2 separate regions of the Homo sapiens genome follow, and region 1 is linked to region 2. The links are chromatin loops, found by intact Hi-C in ENCODE. Cell type or tissue: GM12878. All regions are shown on one strand. Each heading gives the region's core, and the rest is flanking DNA. Links, peaks and the distances in the headings are about the cores only.

Region 1 (7,701 bases), core at 1,521-6,520, 310 kb before region 2:
GTGGCTCACGCCTGTGATCCCAACACTTTAGGAGGCTGAGTCAGGAGGACTGCTTGAGGCCAGGAGTTTCAAGACAAGCCTGGGCAAAACAGCAAGACCCTGTTTCTAAAAAAAAAGAAAAAAAATTATCTGGGCTTGGTAGTGCACTTGTGTAGTCCCAGCTACTTGGTAGGCTGAGGTGGGAGGATGATTTGAGACGAAGAGGTGGAGGCTGCAGCGAGCTGTGATCACGCTACTGCACTCCAGCCTGGGCAATAGAGCGAGACCCTGTCTCAAAACAATAAAAATAAAAGAACAAACCAGATTATGTTGTTGCTGGCTTAAAACTTTGAATAGCTTCCTATTCTACTTACAAAATAATCCAGGCTGGGCACGGTGGCTCATGCCTGTAATCCCAGCACTTTGGGAGGCCAATGTGTGTGGATTGCTTAAGCCCAGGAGTTGAAGACCGGTCTGGGCAACATGGCGAAACCCTGTCTCTACAAAAAATACAAAGATTAGCTGAGCATGGTGGCACGTGCCTATAGTCCCAGCTAGTAGGGAGGTGGACATAAGAGGATCCCTTGAGCCCAGTAGGCCAAGGCTGCAGTGAGCCATGATCAGGCCATTGGACTCCAGCCTGGGTGACAGAGTGAGACCCTGCCTGTGTCAAAAAAAAAAAAAAAAAAAAAAAAAAAGCCTGGGCTCAGTGGCTCACACCTGTAATCCCAGCACTTTGGGAGGCCGAGGCGGGGGATCATTTGAGGTCAGGAGTTCGAGACCAGCCTGGCCAACATGGTGAAACCCCGTCTCTACTAAAAATACAAAGAATTAGCAGGGTGTGGTGGTGCGCGTCTGTAATCCCAGCTACACGGGAGGCTGAGGCAGGAGAATCACTTGAACCCAGGAGGTAGAGGTTGCAGTGAGCCGAGATTGTGCCACTGCACTCCAGCCTGGGTGACAGAGCGAGACTCCATCTTGGAAAAAAAAAGACAAAAAATCCAAGCTTCTCTTTGTGTCCCATGCCTGACCTAACCTTCTCTTCTTTTTCCAGCCTCTTCTCACCCCAAGATCTCCTCCACTGCCCTACCACACTGACCCTTTCTGCCCCTGTACCGCCAGAACTCGGTCTCTCTCCACACCTTTGCCCTTCCATTCTCTCTGCCTGGCATGCTCTCGTCTCAGATCTAAGGGCTGACTGCTTCTTATCATTCAGGTCTCAGCACAGATGTCACCTCTGTGCAGAGCCTTCTCCTGACCACCCCCGAACCCAGCACATCCTATCTCCTTTTCCTGTTTTATTGCTTCATTGCATTTGACATTGTGAGTCTAAAATCTAAGATTTTGTCATTTATTTATAGTTTATTCTTTTCATATCTGTCTCCCCCACTGGAATGTCAGTTAGCTCCATGAGGGCAGGGACTGTGTCTGGTCATTGCTCTGACTCTGGGGCCCTGAACAGTGTGCGCCTCATAATAGGTGTTCAATAAATGTTTGCTGAATGCATGAATGCATGAACATTTCATGTTGGAGGGAGGCTTGCTTGGGGCATCCCTGCTGGGCAGCTTAGCTCCTTCCTGCCCCAGGACCTTGCTATGCCAACACTAGAAGGTGAGGAGGGGGGCAGGGAGGGAAGTGGGGATGAGGTCAGAGCTCCCAGCCTGAGTGCCACTCCTCGGGTGCTGAGCCGTGGGGGGTGACGGCCGCTCTGAGGGAGATGGATGACCTGTACTGGGTGGCTGCCCCGGGAAGCTGCTTCCTATTAATAACAGCAGTAGCACTGCCAGGAGGGGAAGGGGAGGGAGGCAGAGGCAGCGGAGATGGGATAATGCCCCTCACCCCTCACCAAGCCAGGAAAATGGCATCGTATTTTCTAGAAGACAAGAATGCCACTTTTAAAGAAAATTAGGCCAGGCACGGTGGCTCACGCCTGTAATCCCAGCACTTTGGGAGGCCGAGGCGGGCGGATCACCAGGTCAGGAGATCGAGACCATCCTGGTGAACACGGTGAAACCCCGCCTCTACTAAAAAAAAAATACAAAAAATTAGCCGGGCATGGTGGCGGGCGTCTGTAGTCCCAGCTACTTGGGAGGCTGAGGCAGGAGAACGGTGTGAACCCTGGAGGCGGAGCTTGCAGTGAGCCGAGATCGCGCCACTGCATTCTAGCCTGGGCGACAGAGTGAAACTCTGTCTCAAAAAAAAAAAAAAAAAAAAAAATTTGGCCTGGTTTGTAAATGGGTCTCTGTCTGCTCTGCAGCCCTCCCTGTGGACAACTCCTCCGTGCGTGGAGGCTTCTTCCCCGGCTGGGTGGACCCTACAGGCAGCCAGAGGGATGTCCCCCTTACCCCTCCCCTTGTCTGGGCCAGCCCCAAACAGAGGCCGTGGCTGAGAGGGAAGTGTCTGCACCCTGGGGCTGGGGAGGATGAACTTTGTCCAAACTCCTCTGACTCCTTTCTCCGAGGGTGGTTATTGGGAAACAGGAGTGAAGGTGAGTATGGGAGGGAGGAGGAGGAGGAGAAGCAGAGAGAGAACAGAGATGGTGTAGGCTGCTTGGTGGCAGACCGGGGCGTGGGCAGGAAGGCCCAATCTGGTCCCACCAGATACCTGGCTTTGCCCTTGTCCTGGGGCAGGCAGGGGGCATTGAGGAGCTGGCAGAACTGTGGACAGAAGGAGAGCGGAGCCGCTTTCTCTCCCAGCGAGAAAAGAGCCCAGTCACTCTCATTTTCAGGGGAAGCAACATGCCACACCCCCCGAGACACCTCTGTCCCCAGCACAGTAGCTCCTGATGGCTGCCCGGTGAGGATGCTGCGGGCAGGTCCCACTGTCCCCCCAGGCTCTGGCGTGCTCCCCCCAACCAAGATGCCCCAGCAGGGCCCCTAGTGGCCCAGGTCTGTGGCCATCCTGGTTCCTGTCTCCACTGTCTATCTGGAGCCCCTCTCCAAGCCTCCATCCCCCACCAGCCCCCTCCCCGCCTCACCGGGCCACAGCCCCAGCTTGGTCTCTATCTTCTCACCCAGCCCTGCCTCTCACTAGGCCTCACTGCCGCCTAGCCCTATCCCTTCTTTGGGCCCTGATCCTCTGTCCTGAGTCCTCTGGCCCCGGACACGTTATACTTCCATGACCAAGGGTCTTTGTAAATTCTTCAGGCGCTCTCCAGAAGCCCCAGTCCCCTCATACTCACAGCTCTGAACACAGCCCGGCCCTGTCCCTAAAACCCAGACAGGACCCGCATGTGCCGTGACCTCCCACTCTCCAGTGTGGCCCCTAAGAACTCAGGGTCGGGCTTGGCATTAGCCTGGAGGCCTGGAGCCTGCTCATTCAGTCCTGAGCTGACAGAGAAGGTCATTAGCAAGTTCCTAACTGGGCCACACCTCCTGGGCTGTGAGGACGGCTTGTGCCAGAGAAACATCACACTCCGTGTATCTCACTTCTTGGGGTGGTGGCACTTGGTGGTGCCGGGGACTCCCACATGTACTTGTGAGAAGTCTCAGTTCCCCATCTCCTTCTAGCCACCTCTCTGTCACCTCCCTCTGCTGGGTTGTGGAGGGGTGGGGTATGTCTCGGGGTGTCCCTGTGTGGCCTCAGGCATCATTTGTAGCTCTCCTGTGGGTTGAGGTTTCTTCTCGGGGCTCATTCACCCCGGCTCCCATAACCCTACCCCACCATTTCCTAAGCAATAACCCCGTATCAAGCACTGGGCTAAGCAGGATCTTCATGGCCTCACAAGGTGGGACCTGTCACTATTTCTGTGCTCAGCAGAGGAAATGGAGGTTCAGAGTTGTCAAGCCACTTGCCTAAGGTCACAGAGCTAAACCCTGGTGGAGCTGTGATTAGGCTATAGGTCTGGGTGGCTCCTGCCTGAGTTCCTGGGGCTCAAGTTACCCCATATCAAACTGGGAGACCCTGTGTGGTCATTTCTTGGTGCCAGAGTCTGGTTGAGGGGCACAGGCAGGGAAGCTGGGTCTGGAACAGTCTGTCAGGTTGGACACTGTGATCACCTCCCATTGAAGCAGGAGGAGGTGCAGCCACAGGCCGTTAAGTGATTGTTTATTCAAAATGAAAGGAAATCTCCCGAACAAAGCAAGAAACTCAAAGATTGAAGCGCAGGGCCTGGGTGGGAAAGAAGAAATTATCCGGTTCCTGCCCTTCCCCAGCAAAGCAGGCATGGCTAGAGCTGTCCTAGCCAGCACCAGAGTGGGCCCCTGGCCAGGCGCAATGGCTCACGCCTGTAATCCTAGCGCTTCAGGAGGCCAAGGAGGATCACTTAAGGCCAGGAGTTTGAGACCAGCCTGGGAAACTTGGTGAAACACCCCGTTTCTACAAAAAGTAGCCAGGTGCCTATAGCCCCAGCTACTCGGGAGGCTGAGGTGGGAGGATCACTTGAGCCCAGGAGTTCAAGGCCATAGTGAGCTATGATCATGCCACTGTACTTCAGCCGAGGCAGCAGAGTGATACCATATCTCAAAACAAAACAAAACAAAGCAAAAACCCAACAACAAAACAGCAGGCCCCAAGGAAGCCTGTGGCAGGGGCCTGAGGGGTGGTGCAGGTAGGGTTGGTGGGGTTTTCCTGGGTCATGCCTCTAACTAGATAATAATGATGCCTGTCTCATTGCGGTGCGGTGGGAATACAATGTGCCTATAGTATATATGTAGCGCATACTGTATATGCAGTGTATACAGTGCACATATAGTGCATTTACAGTGGACATCTAGTGCATATATGGTGTATACGTAGCGTATATATAGTGCACGTGCTGTAGTGTATATATCGTGCATATGTAGTGTACGTGTAGTGAATATACAGCGCATATATAGTACATATGTGGTGCACATATAGTGTGCATATATGGTACATAGTGCACATAGTGTACATGAAACATATGTACACGAAACATATACACACGTGCACTACATTACACGTGTGAATTACATTACACATCTATCATATATGTGGTGTACATGTAGTGGACATATAGTGCCTATGTAGCATATGAATATGTAGTGAATATATAGTGCATATAGAGTATCTATGCAGTGCATATACATGCACTATATATAACTATACGTGCATTTACACATACACTATATGTGCACTATATATTCACTACATAGGCAATCTATATGCACTTTATATTCACATATATACACTATATGTGCATTACATGTACACTACATTACACTACGCCACATTACATTACACGTGCATTACATTACACATATATATGGTCTATGTGGTGTACATGTAGTGCACATATAGTGTATATATAGTGCATATGTATATATAGTATATATACTATATATACATAGTGCATATGTAGTTTACATGTAGTGAGTAAACTGCATATATAGTACATATGTAATGCATATATATAGTGCATGTATAGTACCTATATCGTACATGTGGTGGACATGTAGGGCACATATGGCATATATAGCGTGTATATATAGTGCACGTGTGGCGCATATGTGGTGCATACACTGCATATGTAGTATATATACATACAGTGCTCAGGGACGATGCGCCTCCTGCCTGGGTTCCAGGGGCAGGCACTCTCATCTCCTCTCAGGCCCCCAGGGGGCGCACCTCCCCCCGGCCGGACGTGTTCAGGCAGCGGCTTCCCTTCAGCCCCCATGCAAGCAGGTGCTTTTTATTTAGACTGATTTATTATTGGAACAACTTGAATCAGCTTCAAAGTAAGTTAAATGAGAAGAGATCTTCACCCCTAGTCTCATAAATCAAGGGGTATTCAAAGAAAAGGGAAAACAAATCACAGAAGCCTGGAAACAGATGGGCTTTCGTGGCCTTGTATTCCTGGCCTCTCTCCTAGGGCGCGCTGGGAACCAGTCTTTCTTTCCTTCCTTCACCTGAAGAGCCTGGGTCGAAAGCTGTGCTCCTTCCCCCCTCCTCCCCCTCTTTCACCTCCTCCTCCTCCTCCCTCTCCTCCCCCTCCTCCCTCTCCTCCCCCTCCTTCCCCTCCCCTCCTCCTCCCCTACCTCCTCCTCCTCCCCCACCTCCTCCTCCTCCCCCTTCTCCTCTTCTCCCCCCCCTTCTCCTCCTTCTCCCCTCCTCCTCCTCCCTCTCCCCCTCTTTCACCTCCCCCTTCTCCTCTTCCTCCTCCTCGTCCTCCCTTTCACGGTCGCCAGGGAGAGGCTGGTGTCCCCATAGCGAGGGCTGGATTTAAGTTGAGACAAATTATCCTTCTCCCTTACGCAGTGCACATGCCCAGAGCCCCTTTCTAGCCTCAGGGCTCCTGGTGCCCTGTGGGGCAGGGGAATGTCTCCGGGCAGTGTGGTTTGGGGTTGGGAGTTGGAAGGACTGTGGTTCCTGGATGACTGTGGAGAGATGTGAATTTGGGAGTCTGGTTGTGAGGCCATCTGAGGCTGCCCAGTGTGTGGCTGTTGTGCTTTGTGTCCCTGTGTGTATGTCCTTGTGTGTATGTGTGTCCCCTTGTGTGTCCCCGTGTATGTGTGTGTCCCTGTGTGTGTCCCCATATGTGTCTGTGTGTGTATGTGTGTGTGTCCCCGTGTGGGTATGCGTGCGTGTATGTGTGTGTCTCCGTGTGTGTGTGTATGCACACAAAAGCAGCTGAGCATTCCTCAGGCCTGGCCTGGAATTTCAGATCCACTCTGGATGAAAGTTGCTGCTGGCTGCCTCTTCTGTTCCCCTAACTATGGGCACTGCCTTTTCCTTATGCCAAGCTGCCCGCAGCTGAGAGCAATGCAGGGTCTCCCTCTCTGCACAGCAAATTCTGGCTGGGGACTCCACTCTCCTGCTCCACAGGCCACCTGGACGCACTGCCCAGGGCCACGGGAGGGACACCTGCAGCGGATGGACATCAAAAACTAAGGTCAATGGCCGGGTGCAGTGGCTCATGCCTGTAATCCCAGCACTTAGGGAGGCTGAGGCAGGAGGATCACCTGAGGTCAGGAGTTCAAGACCAGCCTGGCCAACACGGTGAAACCCGTCTCTACTAACAATGCAAAAATTAGCCAGGTGTGGTGGTGGACACCTGTAATCCCAGCTACTCAGGAGGCTGAGGCAGGAGAATCACTTGAACCTGAGAGGTGGAGGTTGCAGTGAGCCGAGACTGAGCCACTACACTCCAGCCTGGGTGAGAGGGAGAGACTGTCTCAAAAAAAAAAAAAAAAGAAACTAAGGTCAATCGCCAATGAACAATGAGACAGCGTGGGGGTGAGACGGGAGGACACACCGGGAGGGGCGCAAGAAATGCCAGAGGCAGGAGACAGATGGGTCCAAGGGCCAGAGAGCCTGCTCCAGTGGCTCCTCGGAGTGAGATGGGTCAGAGAGGGAGGCAGGAGACCAGAAAATACCAAGGAAGAAAAATCTAAGGTAAGGGAGACCAAGAAAGAAAGAAGAAGGAGTCAGACGTGCAGCTGCAGGGACAAAGACACATAAACCGGGGGTGAGAGAGACAGAGTGAGAGTTGCCTCCAGCTGGGGCTGGGTGGGGAACTTAGTTCCCACCAGGGTTGTGGACTTGGGAGCTTGCTTGCGGGGAGGAGGGCTAATTGGCGATTTCATCCAGGTCCTCCAGAACGTCTGCAGAAAAACAAACCCGCTAAACATCTCTCACCGTCTGTCATCTTCATTTTGCTTTTGTCTTCAGAATAAAGAGAATCTGAAACTCCCTAGGAGAAGCGGCTCCAGCGGCTCTCAGGCTGTCTCCCGTTCTGCTCCTTCTTCATGCTTTTCTGGTTGG
Region 2 (7,701 bases), core at 1,642-6,641:
GACAGAAGCCCCAGTGGCTGTCAGACACACCCCACCAGCACACACACTCCACTTGGTTTTAAATGTCTCTCAAAGACCAAATTCAATTTAGTAGAACTCCACCAGCTCTGCAGTGCAGAATTCATCGGATGAGGTGCCTGCTTTTCGGGGAATAATTCATTTTTCCTGTGTCGGAGAGGAAAGTAATTGATCCAAGGGGTTGATGCCTCCTCCCTCCTGCTCTCCCTCCCCGGGACAGTCTGATTCCAAATGCAGACCCGAGACTGTTAGGTCAAAGTCGCAGCAATAAATAGGAGTGGGGACTTCTGCTTTAATATATTGGATTATTCCACTTGGTGGTGACGAAAAACAAGATTTAATTCCCCAAGAAATGCCAGCCGAGAAAATCATTTTCCCTGCCGGCTTCCCCCTTCCTTTTTTTTTTTTTTTTTTTTTTTTTAGTTTTCTTTTTTTCGAGGACATCTTTGTCTTTCTGCAGCTTTGAGGGCCTCTCTACACCCTGCCCCACTGGAGACCTCCCCACACACTGCCCACAGCGTCTGGGGGCCTGTTTTTCTGTCCTAGAACATATTCAGGATGTTTTCCTCCCACCCTCTCAATCATAGGTCCCTGAGCACAGAGATTTCTATTCGAATCCAGATGCTACTACAGTGCTTCGCACATTGAAAAATTATGACAATAAGCCCCAGGAAAAGGCCAGTTAGTACTGCAGCTCCCAGTGACAGCCCAGGAAGCTACAAGCTGGCTAGGGAAGTAATTCACCCTCCTACCATCACTTGGGTCAAGAGTCCATGGACCGCCTCCTCCAGGAAACCTTCCTGATCAAGGTCTATGTTAGATGTCCCTCCTCTAAAATTCAGTAGGCTTCCCCTCACCACCCTTTTACTATTATTAGACTATAGTTGCCAGACTTGTCCATTTTATTTAACAAACTTGTATGTAGCACCTTTTATGTGCAGGCCTTGATCTAAGTGTCTTACCTATATTAATTCATTTGATTCTCATAACAATCCTATCAGGTAAGTAACAAAATCATCCCCATTTTACAGATGTGGAAACTGAGGCACTAACTGGTCACACACCTGGGGAGGGTCAGAACTGGGAACCCAGATCCTTCTCTCCCTCTAGTCTGTGAGCTCCTAGAGGACAAGGACCTCATTGGTTCACTGTTGTATCCTCAAAGCATAACAAGGTGCTGACACGCAGAAGGTGCTGAGTAAATGCTTAAGTGACCGGGCACAGTGGCTCACGCCTGTAATCCCGACACTTTGGGAGGTCGAGGCGGGCGGATCACTTGAGGCCGGGAGTTCGAGACCAGCCTGACCAACATGGTGAAACCCCATCTCTACTAAAAATACAAAAAACAGCCAGGTGTGGTGGTGCACACCTGTAATCCCAGCTACTTGGAGGCTGAGGCAGGTGAATCACCTGAATCTGGGAGGTGGAGGTTACAGTGAGCCAAGATCATGCCACTGCACTCCAGCCAGGGAAACAGAGTGAGATTTCGTCTCAAAAAAAAAAAAAAAAAAAAAAAGCTTAAGTGGTAAATCCTTCCACATATGAACCAAAGATCAATTCCTGAGGCTGAGTCTAAGTGTGTGATTTGTGGGACACAGAAAACTCCACCAATTCCAACTGAACCCGGAAGCCCACGGCCTCCACCACAATTCCTGTCTGCACAGAGGACTAGAATCCCTCCGCAAGAATCACTTCACCCAGGAAAGCCTGCAGGTGGTGACAGGGGGCGAGGAGAGGCAGCTCTGGAGGGGATTCCAGCCATGCAAAGCCCTTGCTGTGTGACCTGGGGCGAGAATGCACGTCTCTGGGCCTCAGTTTCATCTCAGCCTCTGAAATGGGAATAATAGCACACAGATGTGCTTGGAGGATTAAATAAAACCATACACAGGTGATGTTTTGAACACACCTATCACATGGTGAGTGCTCAGCGTGTGCTGAGATAGCATAGATTGTAAAACTGGACTTTGAGGCTACTTTTGCCATGCTCAGAAAATAAAAAAAAATAAAAAAAAATTAAAAAAAAAAACCTCATCAATCCGAGTAAATGAAGCAAACTTAGATCTGGATGGGAGGGTAGAGTTTTCTTCACAGTAGTAGTGAGGTAGGTGAGTTGCCAAGAATTACCAAGAAGAATTTCACAAATCACACACAATCCATTTACTTCTGGGAGTTATCAGGATGTGGGAGAGTCTGAAACGGAACTTACTGGACCAGAAATAGCATTTGATGAGCGTTTCATTCATCCGGCCAGCACACACTGAATGCCTTCCATGTGCACGAAGCAATGTGCAGATGAGGAAAGGGCTCAAGCTTTGGGGGCCATGGCGACAGAAGCCCCGTCCCAGCCAACTCTGCAGCCTACAGCTTGGTGACCTCGACCAAGGGCCCCACCTCTCTGAGCCTCGGTTTCCTCTTCAATAAATTTTGTGATGACAAAATAAAGCCTCCCGAGGAGGCTGCTGTAGGCAGTCGATGAGATAATGCAGCAGTAGACCAACAAATGTTGGTTCCCTCACCTTCTGGCAACGGCCCACAGCAGTCAGGCCACTCCATTCAGCTTCACTGTCTTGTTCCAAGAATCTAGTGGGTGCAGGAACTGGAGGCACATTAGTGCCTGGGAGTATCAAACCAGGTTGGCAGGTGAGGATCGTAGGTTCCATTTGTGTGGTTGAGGACAAGGGGCAAAGCCAGGTGAAGCCCAAGTGTTTCTGTCTCTAATTATTTTTATTTTTATTTTAGAGAAAATCTCACTGCCACCCAGGCTGGAGTGCAGTGGTGCGATCTCTGCTCACTGCAACCTCCATCTCCCAGGTTCAAGCGATTCTCATGCCTCAGCCTCCCAAGTAGCTGGGACTACAGGCGTGTGCCACCAGGCTCAGCTAATTGTTTTGTATTTTTGGTAGAGACGGGGTTTCACCATGTTGCCCAGGCTGGTCTGGAACTCCTGACCTCAAGCAATCCACCCGCCTCAGCCTCCCAAAGTGCTGGGATTACAGGCGTGAGCCACCGCGCCTGGCCATGTTTCTGTCTCTAAACCCAAGCTGTTAACACTGGACAAATGGCCTCCCTGATTCCTAGGAGAGGAAGGGAGGAAAAAAAGCAGAGTGGGGAGGAAGCCAGAGACCCCTGAATGCAGCTTCATTCATCAAAGGTGACCGCAGAAAGGCAGGGGAAGGTCCCAGGGGGCCTCGGATGGACATGGTCAGGGGAAGGTCCCAGGGGGCCTCGGATGGACATGGTCAGGTGGCTGGGAACTTCCACAGCGTTCCCCTCCACGCCTTAGAAACATCACCTCTGTGAGTGATTCCAAGCTCTTTGCACCCTCCTCCTTGGTGCCAGCCCCCTCCTTCATTCTGGCAGTTCTCCCTAACATCTACCTGCAATATTTCCTGCTGCATGACCAGCAGACCCCAGTGGCAACCCTAGCGAATGGCCCTCAGCCCTGTTCCATCCTGTCTGCAGAGCTCCTAGCAAGCAGCTCCTGGCTCCAGGCAGTAATCCTACTGACAATTAATTGGCTTTTGTTGGAGGAGAATGAATACCATCTCATCTTAATCTTCTTCATTATTCTCCTTGTTCAGCAGAGTCAACACAAGATTAGGTTTAATTTACGGTGGTGGGAAATAGCAAAGTCATTATGCACCAGGAACTCAGGATTGGATCTGTCTGGGTGTTCTGTGTTCACTGCAGGCCTGGCACCATCAAGCAAGGCCCAGGGCTCTGCCGAGGTGGAGATGGACTTGGGGGGGTTCTAGACTCCCAGACCTACTTGGAGCTAGATCCCAGGATACCACCAGCCCTCCCTAGTTGGGAGGGGCCCAGCTCTGGAGGGGAGTCCAGCCATCCAAAGCCCTTGCTATGTGGCCTGGGGTGAGACCCAGGGGCCTCCCAGGCCTTGGAGACCTAGCCTCCTAAATGTTTCTCATACAGCCTCTGGGGTCAGAGCAGCACCAAATCCCAGCCCCTGAAGAGCCAGGCTCAGCCCCAAACAATGGGAAGAGACCAGGACTTGGATTCAAATTCGACTTTTCCTCCGCAGAGAAATGGGCAGGACAGACACAGCTTGGGGACAGCCTTGACAATGCTGACACCTAGTGGTACTTGGAGGAACTGGCCCTTCCCTCCCTCTATGTGCACAATTGAATATACCATGTCCACAACTGAATACACCGCGTACACAAAAATCCAGATTTTTAAGGTAAAGAAACCAGAGGCCAGGTGCAGTGGCTCACGCCTGTAATCCCAACACTCTGGGAGGCCGAAGTGGGCGGACCACAAGGTCAAGAGTTCGAGACCAGCCTGACCAACACGGTGAAACCCCGTCTCCACTAAAAATACAAAAATTAGCTGGGCGTGGTGGCGCACGCCTGTAGTCCCAGCTACTTGGGAGGCTAAGGCAGGAGAATCATTTGAACCCGGGAGGTAGAGATGCAGTGAGCAGAGGTCGCGCCACTGCACTCCAGCCTGGCAACAGAGCGAGACTCCGTCTCAAAAAAAGAAAAAGAAATCAGAAAGGGGAAGAGGGACTTTTCCATTACCAAATTGTTAAACATATGTTTCCACTGAGAAATCTAAGAGGAAATTCATTTTACCTTCCCTGACCACTTAGCCAAAATAGCCCCCAAACACCTAGCATCCCTCCTACTGCCTGGGGTAATGGTACGCACAGACACTCTGGAGCCCAGTGTCCTCGTCATCTCCAACTCTTTCTGCTCTTCCTCACCTGGGAGCCCCCAGCTTCTGTCCTTGCTCTGTCCCCCAGCATGTGGCCCCTTCTGATTCTGTACCCCAGCAAAGTCATTAAAACTTAAGCTGGTGAGGCAGGAGAATCACTTGAACCTGGGAGGCGGAGGTTTCAGTGAACTGAGATTGCGCCATTGCACTCCAGCCTGGACGACAGAGCGAGACTCCATCTCAAAAAAAAAAAAAAAAAAAAACAGCAACACAACCCACAACTCCCCTCTTTCCCTCCTGCGGACTGAAAATGTTTGCTTGGCTCTGTGAAAATAATGTTAATTAAAAGTCTATATACACATATAAAATGTCAATTTAAAGAAAAAAAGACTTAAGCTGGAAAGCCAGCTTCAACTCCTTATTCATTGCATGACCCTGGCAAGCTACCCTGCATCTCTGAGTCTTAGCTCTTTTATCTAAGGGGGCCACTGCACAGATTAAATGAGCCTGTGCACTGAGCTCATGAACTGGCGCTCTAGGTCCTCAGCAAATGCCTGTCATCGCCATCATTGCTGCCATCAGCATCATCACCATCATCATCATCCTGATCATCCTGCTACTCTTGGGAAATTTGGTTTCATCAAACAAGATTGTCAGCAGCTGATGTCTAAACCCCCATCCCTAGCTCCTGCTGAACAGAGCAAAGGTTTTTCCTTAATGGAAACGATATCATATCTGCTTCCTAGAGCATTTATATCTTATAGGGCAGAGCACATAGTAGGTCCTCAGGAAACTCTCTGGGTCACCTTCCTACATCTCCAAGCTCACGTCAGATCACCTCCTCACTTGCTCACTGCTCCAGCCATGCTGGCTGCCTTTCTGACCTGTGAATAAGTTCATTCCCATGTCGGAGCCTTTGGCTGCCTCTGCAGTGCTCTTTCCCCAGAGCCGTATGGCTGGTTTCTCGTCATCATGTGATTCAAGTGTCACTTCCAGCCAGGCGCCGTGGCTCATGCCTGCAATCCCAACACTTTGGGAGGCCAAGGCAGGTGGATCACTTGAGGCCAGGAGTTCAAGACCAGCCTGGCCAACATGGTGAGACCCTGTCTCTATTAAAAAAAAAAAAAAATTAGCTGGGCATGGTGGTGCACGCCTGTAATCCCAGCTACTCGGGAGGCCGAGACACAAGAATCGCTTGAATGCGGAAAGTGGAGTTTGCAGTAAGCTGAGATAGCACCATTGCACTCCAGCCTGGGCAACAGAGTGAGACTCCATCTCAAAAAAAAAAAAAAAAAGTCACTTCTTCAGACAGGTCCTCCCTGATCACCCCAACCAAAGTAGCACTCCTGCCCTCACTCTCTACACTACAGAGGCCAAGTGCCTAAGTGGCTGAGTAGAATTCCAGTTCCCGCCTGGCGTGATGGCTCATGCCTGTAATCCTAGCGCTGTGGGAGGCCAAGTCAGGTGGATCACTTGAGGTCAGGAGTTCAAAACCAGTCTGACCAACATGGTAAAACCCCATCTCTATTAAAAATACAAAAAAAAGCTTAGCCAGGTGTGGTGGCGGGCGCCTGTAATCCCAGCTACTCGGGAGGCTGAGGCAGGAGAATTGCTTGAACCCGGGAGGCAGAGGTTGCAGTGAGCTGAGATCACGCCTCTGCACTCCAGCCTGGGAGACAAAGCAAGACTCCGTACCAAAAAAAAAAAAAAAAAAAAAAAAAAGAATTCCAGTTCCATCACTTCTTAGCAGTATGGCCTAAGGCAAGTTGCTTAATCTCTCTGTGCTTCAATTTTATTTTTCTTTTCTTTCTTTTTTTTTTTTTTTTTTTTTTTTTGAGACTGAGTTTGGCTCTTCTTACCCAGGCTAATTTTTGTGTATTTTTAGTAGAGACAGGGTTTCACCATGTTGGTCAGGCTGGTCTCGAACTCTTGACCTCTGGTGATCCACCCACCTTGGCCTCCCAAAGTGCTGGGATTACAGGTGTGAACCACTGCACCTGGCCCAATTTTCTCATCTGTAAAAATGGAAGTAATCACAGTTTCCACTTCGTGAGGTTATTATGACAAATTAATATAGATAAAGCTTTTAGAGTAGTGCCTGGCTTATTGATGAAGGGCTATCTCATGTGGGTAATTATCTTGTTCACTCATTTAGTTGCTTGTGTTATGTTTCTCCATCTAGACTGTATATTCCAAGAGACCAGAGACTTTGTTTTGTCCCTACCTTACATATAGTAGGTGCTCAATAAATATCAAATGATTAGGAAGAACTGGCCAGGCACGGTGGCTCACGTCTATAATCCCAGCACTTTGGGAGGCCGAGGCAGGAGGATTGCTTGAGGTCAGGAGTTTGTGACCTGCCTGACCAACATGGCAAGACCCTATCTCTATAAAAAATAAAAATTAGCCTGGTGTGGTGGCACGTGCCTGCAATCCCAGCTACTCAGGAGGCTGAGGTGGAAGGATCGCTTGAGCCCAGAAAATTGAGGCTGCAGTGAGCCATGATCACACCACTGCACTCCAGCCTGGGTGACAGAGTGAGACCGTGTCTCTAAAATTTTTTTTTTAAATTTTAAATAAAAAATAGGATCATAGGAGACATGAAAGCCCTATCTGCTGTCTCTCGCTTCAACTGTCCCCACTGTCCTAGAGACAGCCCTGGGGTGCCCCCTGCTGGACGCCACACAGGTTTTTCCTTACAGGCAGCTGGTATATGCCATCCTATAACGTTTACACGTGGGTCCAGCTCTGTCCTCCAGGGTAGGGGACAGTAATGCTGAGAGGAGTTAAGAGCACTCACTTAAGAGCCAGATGTGCCTGGATGGGAGCTTCTGCTTCTCCAGTTACTCTGTGTCACTTGCCAGAAAACCGTAAAAGGGATGACCATGCCCTCTCCCCTGTCCCACCTGACTGGACTGTAGGGTGGTGTGATAGGACGTGCCCTATGCCCAGTGAGCCTTCTGGCCCACCTCACACAGCCCTTTGAAGGCTGAGAAGCAGTTGTCTTAT

What was found. Hi-C counts contacts between places; a loop is a spot of excess contacts. Peaks named below come from ENCODE experiments on the same cell type or tissue, not always from the same donor. Only the 100,000 strongest peaks of a DNase experiment are listed, where the experiment ranks them.
Region 1: it touches region 2 in a loop (7-fold over the local background); 65 of 110 quality-filtered maps call a loop at or near these places.

The regions. Positions count from the first base shown.
Region 1 is chr1:11,332,143-11,339,843 of GRCh38, forward strand. No RefSeq gene overlaps it. Among named protein-coding and RNA genes, the nearest start is that of UBIAD1, 63 kb to the left of the region's middle. RefSeq lists enhancers at 1-205, 1,698-2,200. In GM12878, for the core only: a CTCF peak has its summit at 5,546 (motif pointing right); DNase peaks (open chromatin) are centred at 3,469 and 5,563.
Region 2 is chr1:11,638,499-11,646,199 of GRCh38, forward strand. No RefSeq gene overlaps it. Among named protein-coding and RNA genes, the nearest start is that of FBXO2, 12 kb to the right of the region's middle. In GM12878, for the core only: a CTCF peak has its summit at 4,099 (motif pointing left); a DNase peak (open chromatin) is centred at 4,101; H3K27me3 peaks cover 170 bases.